Regions from separate parts of the Homo sapiens genome. Here region 2 is linked to region 1. Evidence: read pairs that join two places in POLR2A ChIA-PET (ENCODE). Cell type or tissue: PC-3. All regions are shown on one strand.

Evidence for each region. ChIA-PET counts read pairs that join two places held together with the same protein. Peaks named below come from ENCODE experiments on the same cell type or tissue, not always from the same donor. Only the 100,000 strongest peaks of a DNase experiment are listed, where the experiment ranks them.
Region 2: POLR2A ChIA-PET joins it to region 1 with 15 read pairs; 2 of 35 experiments call an interaction of 5 or more read pairs at or near these places.

Annotation. Positions count from the first base shown.
Region 1 is chr3:50,596,786-50,604,785 of GRCh38, reverse strand. No RefSeq gene overlaps it. Among named protein-coding and RNA genes, the nearest start is that of CISH, 11 kb to the left of the region's middle. RefSeq lists an enhancer at 2,059-5,739. In PC-3, no CTCF peak of the experiment used is centred here; a DNase peak (open chromatin) is centred at 3,545; H3K4me3 peaks cover 351 bases; H3K27ac peaks cover 1,115 bases.
Region 2 is chr3:51,585,192-51,593,191 of GRCh38, reverse strand. RAD54L2 (RAD54 like 2) reads right to left here. Exons shown (of 23, transcript NM_015106.4): 3 at 2,633-2,825. The coding sequence starts at 2,771. Among named protein-coding and RNA genes, the nearest start is that of RAD54L2, 50 kb to the right of the region's middle. In PC-3, no CTCF peak of the experiment used is centred here; no DNase peak of the experiment used is centred here.

The sequences.
Region 1 (8,000 bases):
GACAGGGATGGTGGCTTCCAGGCAAGTTGCTCTTGGATGCTGTTTTCTATCTCCTGGTATCCCTGCCTGCTGAGAGCTCTTGGCCACTGGCCTGGCCACCAAGGTCCTGTTCTCTTCACCCTGGCCTCAGCTCAAGCCAGGGCCCGGCTCCTGTCTGGGGAGGGGCTGCCAGCTACTTCTGACCCCCAACAGGTTCCAGGTTCCATCTTCTTTTCTTGTTTCCCTGCCAGGGCAGTGAATGATGCCTGCCCAGACCCCAATCAGAGACTCAGCCTAACAGATGCTGAAGATCCTCTGGCCAACGTGATCACCACTGTGTGGTCCTGGCCTAGTAAAAGGGGCACACATGTTGACACTAGCCAGGAACAAAGGGATGAGCCTTCTGGTGGGTGCAAGGACCCTGCACAACATACAAACAGTAACGAAGGTCACACTTTATCATTAAGTCCTCCACCAGCACATGTGCTCCAAAGGCACCAACTGGGCCAGACTCCATCTAGGTCCTGGAGACAGCAGGGAACAAGACAGACACGGTCCCCATACTCATTGGGCTCGTGGGCTAGCGGGAGAGACAGAGAGTGAACTAGTGAACAAATGGGTGCATAGGACAAGCTTTGAGAGTGTAAAGAAAGAAAAGCAGTGGGGGTGGGAAGAGTAACTTTGGGAATGGGGACACCCTGCAGCTGGGAGGGCGTTGGGGATAGCTCTGCAGCTTTGGGTGGCACTGAGCCTGGAGACCCAGGCAATGAGCAGGAGCTGGCCATGCAGACAACTTGCAGAAGGGATGTCCCAGGTGAAAGGAACTACAAGTGCAGTGGCCCTGAGGCAGAGACCTAGAGCCCAGAATGGCTGCCCAGGAGGGGTGGGAAGGGCAAAGGAAGCAGGTGGATTTTATTTGAGGATGGCAAAGCACCTCTTCAGAGCCTAGCAGGGGAGTGCTGTGATCTGACCCTCATTTCTAAGGGAGGTATCTGTACTCATGAGGGCCTGGAGGCAAGAGGCCAGAAAGAAGGATCTGGAGGGTAGAGTGTGGGAGCGGGGGCAGAAAGAGGTGAGGGCAGCAACTCTGTGACTCTGGGTTGGGTTCCTACCCCACTAGCAGAGGTTGTCCTCATCTACAGCTGAAGAGGGAAGGCCTCAGAGAGGGGTGGTGAGAGGCAGAGCCAGAGTTCACATCCTGATTCCAGACATTGTTTGGAATAACCACTGCTCTATTCTGCCTCCAAGGGTCTGGCTTGCTAAAGCCTAGGCACCCACAGGTTCAGAAGGCATGCAGGAGGATGGGGAGATTCAGGAGGGCTTTCTGGAGGAGGGGGTCTGGGGGCTGGGCCCTAGAGGATTCTGCCTCCAGGTGGGAAATGGGTTTGGAGATTGATCCTGTGTGGCGTCCCTCCCTGGATTCACAAGCCTCCCTCTGGAACAACCTTCGGACAGAAATGCTGCTAAGCCATCTAGGTATTTCTTGTTGCCCCCAAGGAGTGTTTGCTGGATACCACCCCCCTTCCAGACATACCACTGGGGTATCATTGGTGCCAGTGTGTACATCTCACTAGGTCCCTGCACCTAGGCTGGACTTTTAATCTACTGACTGAGCAAATCTCTCCTGGCCAAGGCTGGACACACAGCTGAGTGGGGCTGGGGTCCATGACTAGGCCCACCTCACTCTCAGATGGGGACCCTCCCGTCCTGCACGGTTGCCCACAGTGAAGTGGAAGGCGAGGGGCCGGGGGCCTAAAGGCCTAGAGGCCTGACTACGAAGGCAGGAAGACTCAGGGTCTGTGCATAGGACATCCCAGACTTCTCCAGCTCTCATAAAGGCCCTCTTCCTCCAGGAGAAGTAGGCCCTGTGCAAGCCTGGGCAGCCTTTGACACCAACCTGCTAGACCAGTTTTAAGATAAAGTAGACTTGAGCTTTGCCGGAAATTCAACAGCCTCTCATGGTGGATGTGTCCTCCCTATCCCTCCCTGGCTCCCGTGGACCACCCAAGGGGTCACTCCAAGAGTCACTCTGGGGCAGCAGGCTGGAGTTCCCACGTCTGAGACTCAAGCTAGAGGAGGTCCCTGGAGGTTTGATTTTGGTCAGAATGCAGACCTCAGAGTGGTTGGAGAGTGGCTGGGCCTGGATGCTGGGGAATGGGGAGTGAATGGAAACCGATGCTCATCTCTGAGCAGGAGGAGACACAGCAGGCCCAGGGAAGGGGAGCTTTTCTGATGTGGTCAAAGCTTCCTGCTCAGTGGAAAGAGAGTTGCTTCCATGGCCCGGGCCTCATTAAAACAGGCAGGGCCTCTGAGGGCTATGGGAACCTAGGATTGCCATGACTCCTCCAGGCAGCCCTCCAGGACTGTCTCACCCACACAGACCCTACTAGTGAGATGCTTGCGCTGGCACCGATGATGCCCTGATGACATGCCTGGTGGGGAGGGTGGTATCCAGCAAATGCTCCTCAGGCAGAGTCCTGCTCCAGGGACTCTCCCCACACCCAGCACCCATGAGCCAGATGGGGCCCTTCCTGTCACCAGAGCTGGGCTCCTCCACCAGAGGTGGGGATTGCACTCATAGTCCAGACTGGGCCAAAGCTCTGTTCTTCAAAGTGCCTCTCAGCCCTCAGCCTCCTCCCAGGAAGCACTTCACTGCTCCCACCCCCACCAGCCCCACATCAGTGACATCACTTGTGTGTGTGTGTGTGTGTGTGTGTGTGTGTGTGTGTGTGTGTGTGTGTGTGTGTGTGTGCGCGCGCACGCGCGCACGCATGCTTGTGCTGACCTTTCCACTTGGCCAACATTCCTTTGTTTTTCTCAGCTCCTTCCAGTGGATGGCTGTGGGAGGAGGAGCTGCTGGGAGAGTAGGTTCTCAGGAAACATTTCCCCCAAAGCCCCAGGGACACGGAGCCCACGAGACATGAGAAAATGAGGCTTAACCAGGAGGAGAGGTGTTCCAAGGGCAGTTTGAGGGGTGTGGGTGAGAGAAAAGGAGAGATCCTGGCAGAGATCACTGTTAACCCAGGTGTGTGCATGCCTGCGGGGGCGTGCTCCCGGGCATCCTTGCCAGATCAGCACCATCAGCCTGGCACCTAGTGGGCAAGCTGAGCTTATAAGGGCAGGCAAAGCTGGGTGGCCCTAGGAAGTTGCTGCATCTCGCCAGGACATATATGGCTCAAAGTAGGCCAGGGTCCTGGGTTTGCTGTTGTGGGATCAATTCACTTTCTCTCCTACCCAGAGGTGCCTGGTTGGGAGCTGTGGGCTTTGGGGGCAGGAGCACCTCCTCCCAGCACCTTGACAATCACCCCCTTTCTCTTCTGGGTCTCAGTGAGTAACTAGGGTGGGTGCTAGCTTCCAGAGGATCCCTGGGCCTTGTGTAGGGCAGAGAAGGCCTGGCGTGGGCACCCCCCACCCCCAGCCTGGGTGAGGTGTTTTCGCCAGAATTGCAGCAGCTGGGGCTGGAGGCCTCTTCCCAGGAAGAGCAGAGCGCCGCTTCCAAGAACTCAGAGGAGGCCGCAGGCGGGAGGGGGAGCGGGGGAGTTAATTTTAAACCACACTGCCTTCAACGCTTCTCAGGAACTGGTTGCTCAACGTGATCTGGCAGGTCCCAGGCGGCTGGGCAGGCCTGGTGCCAGCTCAGAAGTGGCGGGTGGAGGACACGCCCCAGGGGGAGGCCTGGTGACCTTGAGGGAAGTAGGGCCCTGTCCTTGACCACTTACCAGGGCCTGTCCCTCATTCACCCGACCCAACTTTGCTGGGGGGTGTGAGGTGGGGTAATTTATTCAGTTCTAACCAGGAAAGGTAAAATTATAACAGGATTAATAACACAAGTGTCATGGCCTTCCAAGGGCCCCAAGACGATCCCATCCCCCTTCCCTGCTCAGAACCTGCCTGTCCTGCACCCTGGCCTGTCCTCTGGAGGTTATCTGATGAGGGCCTATTCTGAGGGTAAGGCCTGTGCTGATTCTCTATGGGATGGGACCCTGGTGCCAGGCTAGTGGGGGGAGTAGAGTCGGGGGGTGGAGGGTGGCATGTGGCAAGCTGGTGGAAGTTCTGGACCAAGGGAATGAGCCTCCTTCTTGTGCAGGGAGAACTCATGGGCCCGCACCCCATGGTTGACTGCAGTCAAAGCACCTGCATTTCACCGACCTCCTGTTGGAGGTGTTGACCACCCTAGTGTGGCCAACCACTCCCGGCTGACAGCCTAGGCCCACCTCCCAATGTTTGGTCCATGGAATGTTCTACCTGCAGAGGCACCTCCCAGTGCACCCCCTTCCCCCACTACCCCCACTGGCTGCCCTCTGAGACCCCAGCAGTCTGGGCAGAGCAGGTCTCAAGTTCTAGGAAAGGATCCTAAGCAAATGCTGCCAAGAGCTGCAGTTCTTGGAACCAGCACTGCAGGGCGAGGGGACACTTCCTGGAACCTGCTGGCCCTTCCAGGGAGTGAGGCTCAGAGGACAGCCAGTGACCTGGGGTAAGTGGGGGGAGAGGGTACTGAGCCCTTAGCTTCGGTCTCTGCCTCCAGGAAGCCCTCCCTGACTGCAGGTGCCTCCTTAGACTCCTCCATCCCGGTGCTGGATCTGGCATGACCTCTGAAGTGCCCGGTGTCCAGCCTGGCAGAGTGGACGACGAGAAACAGGTGTTAGTAGAGAAAAAAAGGGCATGTGTACCTATGGAGGCAGCGTGTGGGTGTGGGTCCACAGTGAAAGCAGGAGGTTAGACAGGAGTGTCCTGCCTAGGCCAGTGAGCAGCCGGGGGTGTGAAGCACCAAGGGAGAGTAGGAGGGAAAACAAGGTGGGGTCAGCAGTGCCAGGCCCTGCTCACTGAGCCCCCTTTGCTGGTGGGCAGCCTCTGGCTCTAGTCACTCCTTCAGGACAGCCTTGTCTCACCCACACTTCCCTGTCCCACAGCAGGGGGCCCAGGCCCCAGCTTCAGCATCAAGCCACCCAGGACATGCATCTGGCCTTTTGGAAAATAGCCTGGAGAATGCAGAGGAGAGGCTGCAGTGAGTGGGCACTGACAACTGTCTGGGACTGGGTTGAAGTCTGGCCACATTTCAAGGGAATGGCCATGAGTGTTCCCATCACAGGATCCCAGGAGCAGCATTGTTAGAGCAGGGGCCTGGAAGTATGGCTGAGGGTGCTGAGTGAGCAGGTCAGGGTCACATAGCTGGGAGGCACTAGGACAACCTTTTAACCACTCATGACCCCTTTACCTTCAGAATGGAGAACCTCCCCTGGCCAAGGCTGGACGGGGTGTCGGCAAGAACTTGCCTCTCTCCTCCCACCCTCAGGTCACTCCTTGGCCCTCACTGAGCACAGCGCCAAGCGTGCTACCCATCCACCCCAATGTCACAGAGAAGATGGGGACAATGCTGGCGTTAAGAAGGGCTAGGACCCAGTGGGTGGGTGGCAGCTGTGAGGTGGGGCTATGGCAGAGAGGTCCTCCCTCCCCTGTAGGAGGGCAGTGGGGCAGCCCAAGGACACAGGTCATTGCTGTGCTTGTACTCTGCAGTGGCCAGTTCTCAGAAGCTACCTGGGGCAGCTGGCAGTGGGTGGGAGTGCTGCATTCTCTGTCACTTAGAGGCCTTGATGCCTGCACCCAGGTCAGGCTGGCTGTGGCTGGAAAGAACCTGCTGTGGATGAAGTTGACCTGGGACCCACGTGACCTGAGTGAAAAGAGCTATGGGTTTGCAGGGGACACCGGTGCCCTGCTGCAGGTGGTTCTAGAGCTAGGTATCCTGCATCGTGACTTGAGCAAGTCATGAACCCACTCTGAGCCTCAGTTTCCCACTCTGTTTTTGGTGTTTGGTTTGGTTTGGTTTTGAGACAGGGTCTCACCCTGTTGCCCAGGCTGGAGTCCAGTGGCACAATCTCGGCTCACTGCAGCCTCTACCTCCTGAGCTCAAGCGATCCTCCCACCTCAGTCTCCCAAGTAGCTGAGACTACAGGTGTGTGCCACCACACCCCACTAATTTTTTGTACAGATCTAGTTTCACCATGTTGCCCAGGCTGGTCTGAACTCCTGGGCTCAAGCAATTCTCCTCCCTCGGCCTCCCAAAGCACTGGGATTACAGGCGTGAGCCACTGCACCGGGCCTCCACCTCTACTTTGGGGACAATGTTATCACTTGCCTTATGGAATCGTTGTAAGGAGGAAATGTGTAGACTTGGTGATTTTTGTTTCTCCTCGGAGTCTTCCCCTGGATCCCAACTCACCCCTCCAGCTCCCACTTCACCATGAGCCCATGGAGACATGAGCCCCAGAAGAGCTCTTTCTCTGGTCTCTATTGCAGCAAGAAGTACCTGTGGGCACACTGGAGCATAGGCCTTGATGTTTGCAGTGCTCCAGGCAAAAGGACAAGTGGAGGCTCACATACCAGAATCTAAATATTAAACAACCATAAATCAAGCTGCTAATGAAATGTGTTCTATCCTCCTACTGAACAAATAAGCTTTCATAGGAGTAAAAACATCTGTAAATCTACAGTTTTTATATATCTGAAAGTCAGCAGATATCCAAAATGATGAAACTTAGTAATTATCACTCATGTCCAGGTGTTCAGTGACCTGAGGTTTAAGTGAGAGAATGAAGACTTGCCTGATGCCTAAGATATTCTGTATTTATTCTGTAACATTGATTCTCCTCGTCTTTAGTCTAGTAAAATGATTGATTATGTTGTTACAGTCAAGACTTCTACACTATTACTGTTCTTTTCATAGTAATGATTAAAAAGATTAAAATAAGGCTGGGCATGGTGGCTCACACATGTAATCCCAGAGCTTTGAGAAACCAAAGTGACAGGATTGCTTGAGGCAGGAGTTCAAGTTTACAGTAAGCTATGACTATACTACTGTACTCCAGACTGGGCAACAGAGCAAGACCCTGTCTATAAAAAAAATAATAATTTTTAAAAAGACTAAAATAAAATATTGGCCAGGTGTGGTGGCTCACACCTGTAATCCCAGCACTTTGGGAGGCCAAGGCAGGTGGATCACCTGAGGTCAGGAGTTCAAGACCAGCCTGGCCAACATGGTGAAACCTCATCTCTACTAAAAATACAAAAATTAGCCAGGCATGGTGGCACACACCTGTAATCCCAGCTACTTGGGAGGCTGAGGCAGGAGAATTTCTTGAACCCAGGAGGCAGAGGTTGCAGTGAGCCGAGATCCACACCATTGCACTCCAGCCTGGGTGACAAGAGTGAAACTCCATCTCAAAAAAATAAATTAATTAATTAAATAATGAAATAAAATATTACATTCAAAGAACACAAAAATATGTTAAATTAAATGAGATATGTCAAAATTTCAAAAGATGATATAGTCCAAAAAGTTATTGTTATTTTAAAATTAATTTAATTATTATTATTATTTTTTGAGACAGGGTCTCACTCTTTTGCCCAGGCTGAAGTGCAGTGGTGTAATCTTGGCTCTCTGTAGCCTTGACCTCCTGGGCTTAAGTGATCCTCCCACCTTAGCCTCCCAAGTAGCTGGTACTACAGATGTGTGCCACCACACTCCACTAATTTTTTTGTATTTTTTGTACAGATGGAGTTTTGCCATGTTTCCCAGGCTACTCTCAAACTCCTGGGCTCAAGGGATTCTCCTGCCTCAGCTTCTCAATGCGCTGGGACTTCAGATGTAAGCCACTGTGCCTGGCCTTAATTTTAATTATTTTTTTTGGCGGGGGGGTCTTGCTGTGTCACCCAGGCTAGAGCGCAGTGGTGTGATCATAGCTCAGTGACACCTCAAACTCCTGGGCTCAAGGGATCCTCCCACCTCGGCCTCCCCAAGTAGCTGGGACGACAGGCACCCACCAGCACACCTGGCTAATTTTTGTATTTTTTATAGAGATAGGGTTTCACCACATTGCTCAGGCTGGTCTTGAACTCCTGAGCTCAAGCGATCCACCCATTTCAGCCTCCCAAAGTGCTGAGATTACAGGCGTTAGCCACCACACCCAGCCTAAAAAGTTATTTTTAAAATAATCAAAATCACTTAGTAAAATTGAGGCAAAACA
Region 2 (8,000 bases), 990 kb before region 1:
TATCCACAAGATGACAGTAGCATCCCCACCCCACCCCCAACAATCCTGACAACCAGTGTCTTCACACATTGTAAACTGTTCCCTAAGAAGCAAAATCATACCAGGTTGAGAACCACTGCTCTAAGAAAACAAAAGGGCCACATCACACTACACCAACTAAAACTAGATTATTCATAGCTATTCTTACTAGTAGAATAGCTAGCTGCTCTGCCCATGACTACGGGATGGCAGCAAGGACAAGACTAAAGAAATAGGCAGGTTTTGGATTTTTCAGGAAAACTGCATAGAGTGCTCAACATGAGAGGAAAAGAAAAGCTTTAGGCCGGGTGTGGATCACGCCTGTAATCCCAGCACTTTGGGAAGCCGAGGCAGGTGAATCACCTGAGGTCAGGAGTTCAAGACCAGCCTGGCCAAAATGGTGAAACCCTGTCTCTACTAAAAATACAAAAATTAGCTGGGCATGGTGGCAGGCACCTGTAATCTCAGCTACTCAGGAGGCTGAGGCAGGAGAATTGCTAGAACCTGGGAGGCGGAGGTTGCAGTGAGCCGAGATCGCGCCATTGCACTCCAGCCAGGGCCAACAAAAGAAAAAAAAAAAAGCTTTAAGAGGTAAAATAGGGTCAAAAACACCAGAAGTAACAGAAGTATTACTTTTATTTTTGTGGCTCTAACACTGTAGTGAAATATAAAAATGGTCCTTGAGTCAAATTCCAAGAAGTCAGTTAACCTAGCAGAGCACAGCAGGACATAGGGCCTAATGGAACGTTTGTTTATCACTCTGAACTTCAATAAAAATGAGTCATTTTAAAATTTTAAAAAAGTATTTAAGGCCGGGCATGGTGGCTCACCCCTGTAATCCCCAGCACTTTGGGAGGCCAAGGCGGGCAGATCACCTGAGGTTAGGAGTTCGAGAACAGCCTAACCAACATAGAGAAATCCCGTCTCTACTAAAAATACAAAATTAGCCAGGCATGGTGGCAGGCACATGTAATCCCAGCTACTCAGGAGGCTGAGGCAGGAGAATCGCTTGAACCAGGAGGTGAAGGTTGCAGTGAGCCAAGATGGCGCCATTCCACTCCAGCCTGGGCAACGAGCAAAACTCCATCTCAAAAAAAAAAAAAAAAAAAAAAAAAAAAACACCAAAACCAAATTGCACAGCTACATTATTCTGAGACAAATCACAATTAAATTCTTGTCATTTCTAAATAAATAATAGTAAAGTCCGCAGAAGCATATCATATAATTTTTGAATAATTAACAATTTTACAAGGAAAAGGGAAAAGAGAATTCCAAGAAGCCAACAGGGAAGATAGTGTGTATATATCCATTACACTCACCAGAAGCATCTAAAATCCAATCTAAACCTGATGGGAGTTCTAAGGGTGTCTGTAAATACAATTATGAGAACCCAATGATGAAAAGCAAAAAGTGATGCTGACACCTAGGGACTCTAACAGCATCTCAGGAACAATGAGAGCCAAGCAAACATTACTGTCTTCCATTATTTCTATTCATTCTACTTTCTAGAAATGAGACTCCAACTGAATAAGCTAGCAACAGACAGCAAATGCTACTGGAGGGATAAAAGTGAATGGTCATTTCCCCGCAGAAATGGAGAGAGGCTTCTGGACAGTATAAAGGAGGGCAAACGGATTCCCAAGCCACATGACAGCTGTTAGGATGAATGAGAACTGAAGATAGTAAACACCAGTAAAGACAGAGGATCAGTGCTCATCCTCCTGGAATCTGGAGAACGGCAGGAGTACATTTTCCTACGTTCCTTCAGATTCAAGTAATTAGATGATCTAATGCAACGTTCAGTCCCACTAGGGGGTCTGTTATGAACAGACAAAAACCCTATTCCTCAGTCAGTAGGAAGCTTACAAACAACTAAATCCTATGCCATAAAAGGCTGGAATTAATTGAGAAGCCTTGTGGCTGGCCAAATAACCTAACATTAGACTGAACATTAAAAGTTCAATGCCATTTCAAGAAGCTGAGGGCAAAGGAAGGAGTGAGCTGAGCAAACCAAATAGAAGGCATCAAAAGGGGATCTACCAGCTATGGAGATGTAGTGCCCTCCCAGTAGGGGCAATTTATAGTCACTGGAATGGCCAAGAGGTAGCGCAGCACTGCAGGAGATGCAGTGAGCTTTCTGAAGTTGTGAATCTGTCTAAGAATCTCTGCCTGGACAATTCCCTCATGTACACACAAGCACAATTGTATGTATAATTTCAGAAAACTTACAGACCACTCACAGTTACCCTCACATCTACCTGAAGAGCCCATGGCCTCCAGACTGCAAAGTCTTACCATAGGAACTCTGCCATTGACTCCTCCATGACCTGGGCAAGTATGCAACACTCGAATCTCTGGACCTGAGTCCAAACATCTGTCAGAGACAAGCTAAAGGCTAAAGGTTCTTCCAGCAGTAAAACAAAGCTTATGTGGAGGAACAATAATCTATTTCCTAGGAATGAGCATCTGAATTCATTGCATCTCAGTTCCTAGTCTGTATCTTCCCACTATGGATGGCCTAAGAAATCTAACTGGAAACGCCAAGGTCTCCCAGCAAAAATTCCACTGGAGGAAAATATAAGGCAACTTCTGTCACTCAATAGAGCCCACTTACCATCCAGCAGGTCTTCTTCATCATCCCTGTCACACTCCTCCACTGCCACCTCCTCCTCCTCCTCCTCCTCTTCCGCATCCTCCAGCTCCACGTCCGGGTCCAGGTCTGGATCGCTCCCTGAGGCAGATTCGTCTGACATGGCTCCCAGAGGTCCTCAGTGGGCATTACCGACTCATGGTCCACTGCAGGGGTGCTAGGAGAGGATGAAAGGCATCAGAATCACCAAGGGTTTTGCTTAGGAACACAAGTCTTTCAAAGAAAAAAATGCTAGCTGGGCACAGTGGCTCATGCCTGTAATCCCAGCACTTTGGGAGGTCAAGGTGGGTGGATCACTTGAGGTCAGGAGTTCGAGACCAGCCTGGCCAACATGGTGAAAACCCATCTCTACTAAAAATACAAAAGTTAGTCAGGCATGGTGGCACACACCTGTAATCCCAGCTACTCAGGTGGCTGAGGCATGAGAATTGCTTGAACCGGGGAGGCAGAGGTTGCAGTGAGCCAAGATGGCGCCACTGCATTCCAGCCTGAGCGACGAGGTGAGACTCTCTCCAAAAGAAAAACAAAGAAAAAAATGCTGAACATGAATTCCCCGGAACTTCTCTAAGCAAGGCAAGCTAACCGTATCCAAATCACCACCTTCCCTATGAGTGTTCTGGCTCTGAGACATGTTTTAGTGACTCTGCATAGCTCAAACATCTCTTGGCTATTTTGACAAGAAAACACCTTAAAGTAACAATAACAACAAAACTATAAACCTTGGAAATCCCATTTGTTCATTCCTTCCTGTATCAACTGTTTCCTGAGCACCAACTCTCTGTATCTATTTATACATATACATATATGTGTGTGTATGTGTGTGTGTGTGTGTGTGTGTGTATATATATATATATATATGTATAGAGTCCCCAACCTGCGATGGTTTAACTTACAATTGTGCGAAAATGACACACATTCAGTAGAAACTGTGCTTCAAATTTTAAATTTTTCCCAGGCTAGTGACATATGGAACTATACTCTCTGGCAATGCTGAGTAACAGCAATGAGCCAAAGCTTCCAGTCCACCATGCTATCATGAAGTGTGCAGTTTTCTGTGCTGCCAGATGATTTTGACTGTAGACAATGTAAGTGCTCTTTATTTTATTTATTTATTTTTAGACAAGGTCCAGCTCTGTTGGCCAGGCTGGAGTGTGGGTGGAGTGCAGAGGCACAATCATAGCTCACTGCAGCCTCAAATTCCTGGGTTCAAGCAATCCTTCTGCCTAAGACCTCCTGAGTAGCTAGGACGACAGGCACATACAACCATGCCTGGCTAAGACAGTGTTAAGTGTTCTGAGCACCTTTAAGGTAGTCTAGCCCAAATTATGATGTTCAGTAGGTTAGGTGTATTAAATAGACTTTCAACTTACAATATTTTCAACTTACGATGCATTTATCAGGATGTAACCCCATTGTACATGGAGGAACAGTTGTATATAATCGCAGGTGCTATTCTAGAGTTTGGGGACACAGCAGGAAGCAGAACAAAGCATGCAGGGAATACTTAGGGCTGGTGTGTGGCAGGAGGAGCTGCTAGTTTATATAGGGGAGGTCAGTGAAGTTCTCACTGAGCAGAAACCAAAAGGAAGGAAGGAAGCCGTAAAGACATCTTGAGGGAGTGTGTTCCAGGAAGACCGAGCACCAACGGCAGAGGAGGAGTGGCTGGGAGTACACAGGAGCTAGAAGTATGTTTTACCCAAGTTATTCATTCATTCACATTCAGTCCATCATTTGCTAACCTGCTATACTATGTCTATCATGTGTCAGGCACTGTGCATGTCTGTCTCTCTTATCACTTTACTATTAGCTGTAAAGGCCATTCCTTCGTGAGGGTAAAAAAATAAAAACCATGGTAAAGAGATGGCTAGTTGGGTTAGCTCTTTGATAAAGTAAATATAGCAAAATGTTAACTAGTAAATTCACTGACCAATTCTTTCCATTTTTTCTGTATATTTCAAATTTTCTTTTCTTTTTTTTTTTTTTTTTTTTGAGATGCAGTTTCACTCTGTCACCCAGGCTGGCATGCAGTGGCACGATCTCAGCTCACTGCAACCTCCACCTCCTGGGTTCAGGTGATTCTCCTGCCTCAGCCTCCCGAGTAGCTGGAACTACAGGTGTGCACCACCACACCCAGCTAATTTTTGTATTTTTAGCAGAGACGGGGTTTTACCATGTTGGCCAGGCTGTTTTCTAACTCCTGACCTCAGGTGATCCTCCCGCCTCAGCCTCCCAAAGTGCTGGGATTACAGGCATCAGCCACTGTGCCCAGCCTCAAATTTTCACACTAAAATCAGAGAAGAGGTAAATCATCTTTTTTTTTTTTTTTTTTTTTTTTTTTGAGATGGAGTCTCACTCTGTCACCCAGGCTGGAGTGCAGTGGTGCGATCTTGGCTTACTGCAAGCTCCACCTCCTGAGTTCATACCATTCTCCTGCCTCAGCCTCCCAAGTAGCTGGGACTACAGGCGCCTGCCACCACGCCCGGCTAATTTTTTGTATTTTTAGTAGAGACGGGGTCTCACCGTGTTAGCCAGGATGGTCTCGATCTCCTGACCTCCCAAAGTGCTGGGATTACAGGCATGAGCCACCGCACCCGGCCATAAATCATCTTTTACAAGACAAACTGCTGCAGATAAATACATCAACAATCAGATCATCCTCAAATTCCTATCTCCCAAAATAAAAACTGAAGTACAAGTCTCTAGTCATTTAACATAAAAAGTACTGCAGAACTGCAATATCTTACTAAGCTTCAGATAATTTGAAACATAACATCTATCTTCTCCTGAACAGAAAAGAAAAAAAGAAAAGCAAACTAGATTATTTAGAGTTTTGGAAAACTAGAACTTAAGAATTGTTCAGAGTTAGAAATAACAGGAATTACGAGTGTGTGTGTGCAGATGGTTCATGTACTTAGCCTCTCAAAGTAAAAAACAGCTGTGAAATGATCTAGTAATAAAATTTAAATTTTTGCATTAATAACTCACTTCCAAAAACATCTGCAAAGGGCATTAAGGGACAGGGGATAAATGTGATCGACAAATACAAATTCATATAGTTAATGCTGAGCTACCATTCACTTAGTGACCTGGCAGATTTTAAATCTCTGCAGAAACGACTATCCGGCCAGACGTGGTTGCTCATGCTTGTAATCCCAGCACTTTGGGAGGCCGAGGCAGGCGGATCACGAGGTCAGGAGATCAAAACCATCCTGGCTAACACGTGTGAAACTCCGTCTCTACTAAAAAATACAAAAAATTAGCCGGGCGTGGTGGCGGGCGCCTGTAGTCCCAGCTACTTGGGAGGCTGAGGCAGGAGAATGGCGTGAACCCGGGAGGCGGAGCTTGCAGTGAGCCGAGATCACGCCACTGCACTCCAGCCTGGGCGACACAGCGAGACTCCCATCTCGAGAAAAAAAAAAAGAAAGAAATCACTACCCTGTGTCACTGGTTCATTTAATAGGTTTTAGAAAGGAAGTAGTAAATCAATTAGATATCAACAACTTTGAAAGTAAAATTTACTTCTTAATATTTGCAGTGAAATTTATTTCTGAATGTTAGTATATTCATCAGTAACTACTCTGTGTTTGGAAGTCAATGGTTGTAAACAGCACAACCCCTCTCTTTCATCCTAGACTCCTTGAGATAAGAGTGTTTTGGCCAGGCATGGTGGCTCACATCTGTAATCCCAGCACTTTGGGAGGCTGAAGTGAGCAGATCACCTGAGGTCAGGAGTTCAAGACCAGCCCAAACAACATGGTGAAACCCCCATCTCTACTAAAAATACAAAATTAGCCAGGCATAGTAGCGCATGCCTATAATCCCAGCTACTCGGGACGCTGAAGCAGAAGAATCGCCTGAACCCAGGAGGTGGAGATTCCAGTGAGCTGAGATCCCACCACTGCACTCCAGCCTGGGCAACAAGAGTGAAACTCCATCTCAAAAAAAAAAAAAAAAAAGTGTTTTCTTTGCAGTGTGCTTGGCTGATTTTAGAGAACCATTTTTAATTAGCAAGTACTTTTAGGCAACCTGAATGCCTGTCATTCTAGAGAAGAAATTGTGTGGTGGCGACAGAGACTTCCAAAAAAAAAAAAACAAAGGCAACAAAGAGCCTGGTGTGATGGTTCATGCCTGTAATCCCAGCACTTTGGGAGGCCATGGTGGGGGAATTGCTTGAGCCCAGGAGTTCAAGACAAGCCTGGGCAACACAGCGATGCCCATATCTACAAAATATACAAAAACTAGCTGGACTTGGTGGTGTGCACCTGTAGTCCCAGCTACTTGGGAGACTGAGGCAGGAGGATCACTTGAGCCCAGGCAACAAGTGAAAAGGAGGAAAGGCTGGTCTTGGTGGGCAGCAGCAGTCAACTGTATTCTTCTCTAAGGGGCTCCACCCTCACACACACATACGTCTATGTGGGCATAGCCTTTCAGAACACAAGGCAGCCTTGATTCAGTAGTCAGCTCTTAGCAGAACTGTTAGACAGACATGGTTGGTGGCGGTGGGGGCGGGGTGGTGATAAAGAAAATAATCCATCTCCCTCATTTGCTCCTCATTCTAGGCAAAACACTGCTACAATCTCCAGTGACAAGGGGCTCTGCCTCTAATACACAGAAACCAGGAGAGCAATAATGGGTATGCTGCACCTTAATGAGGACCTGTGTTCTTACAGTGCAAGTTCTGGGAATCAAATTGTATTTTAATGAAACTGGAGAACTAGCTATTTAAAGGAACTCTAAAGAGGACCGCTCTGAAAAGCAAATATTCAACCCCTAAGTGTTTTAATAAGTCTACAGTTTAATATATTAGGTTTGTTAAAAGGAGGCTGTAATTATGAAGAAACCCATAGCCAATCCTAGCCTAGCACCTCATAGCAATCGTGAGAGTGAAGGAAAATATTGTTCTGCCTTGCTAAGTTCAAAGACAACGCCACCTGTCAATAGAGTGGTACCTGGCCAACAATCAGCAGAATTAATCATGCAGGCACAGGCCTTAGAGACATGAGGCATGGCAAGGTGGGGATATTAGGATATACACAAGAGGAAACACACACACAAACAAAGCCTTTGTTCACAAAGCAGACGACCAGGCTTGCAGAGTTCACACTGAAATCATAAGACTCCGAGCACACACGCTGCCTCATCATTGTGAGGCAGCTCATGAAATTTCACAGATGTCATTATGGTCCTTGATAGCATCATGATTGTTCCTTTTAAATAAAAAGATCCTTCCCAGACTGCCATGTCCTCATTAATTTTGGTGACCTTCAGTAGTACTAAATTCTGTCAAGTGGTCTCAAAGCAAGTCCACAGCAAGCGCAAATGACTTGTTTTT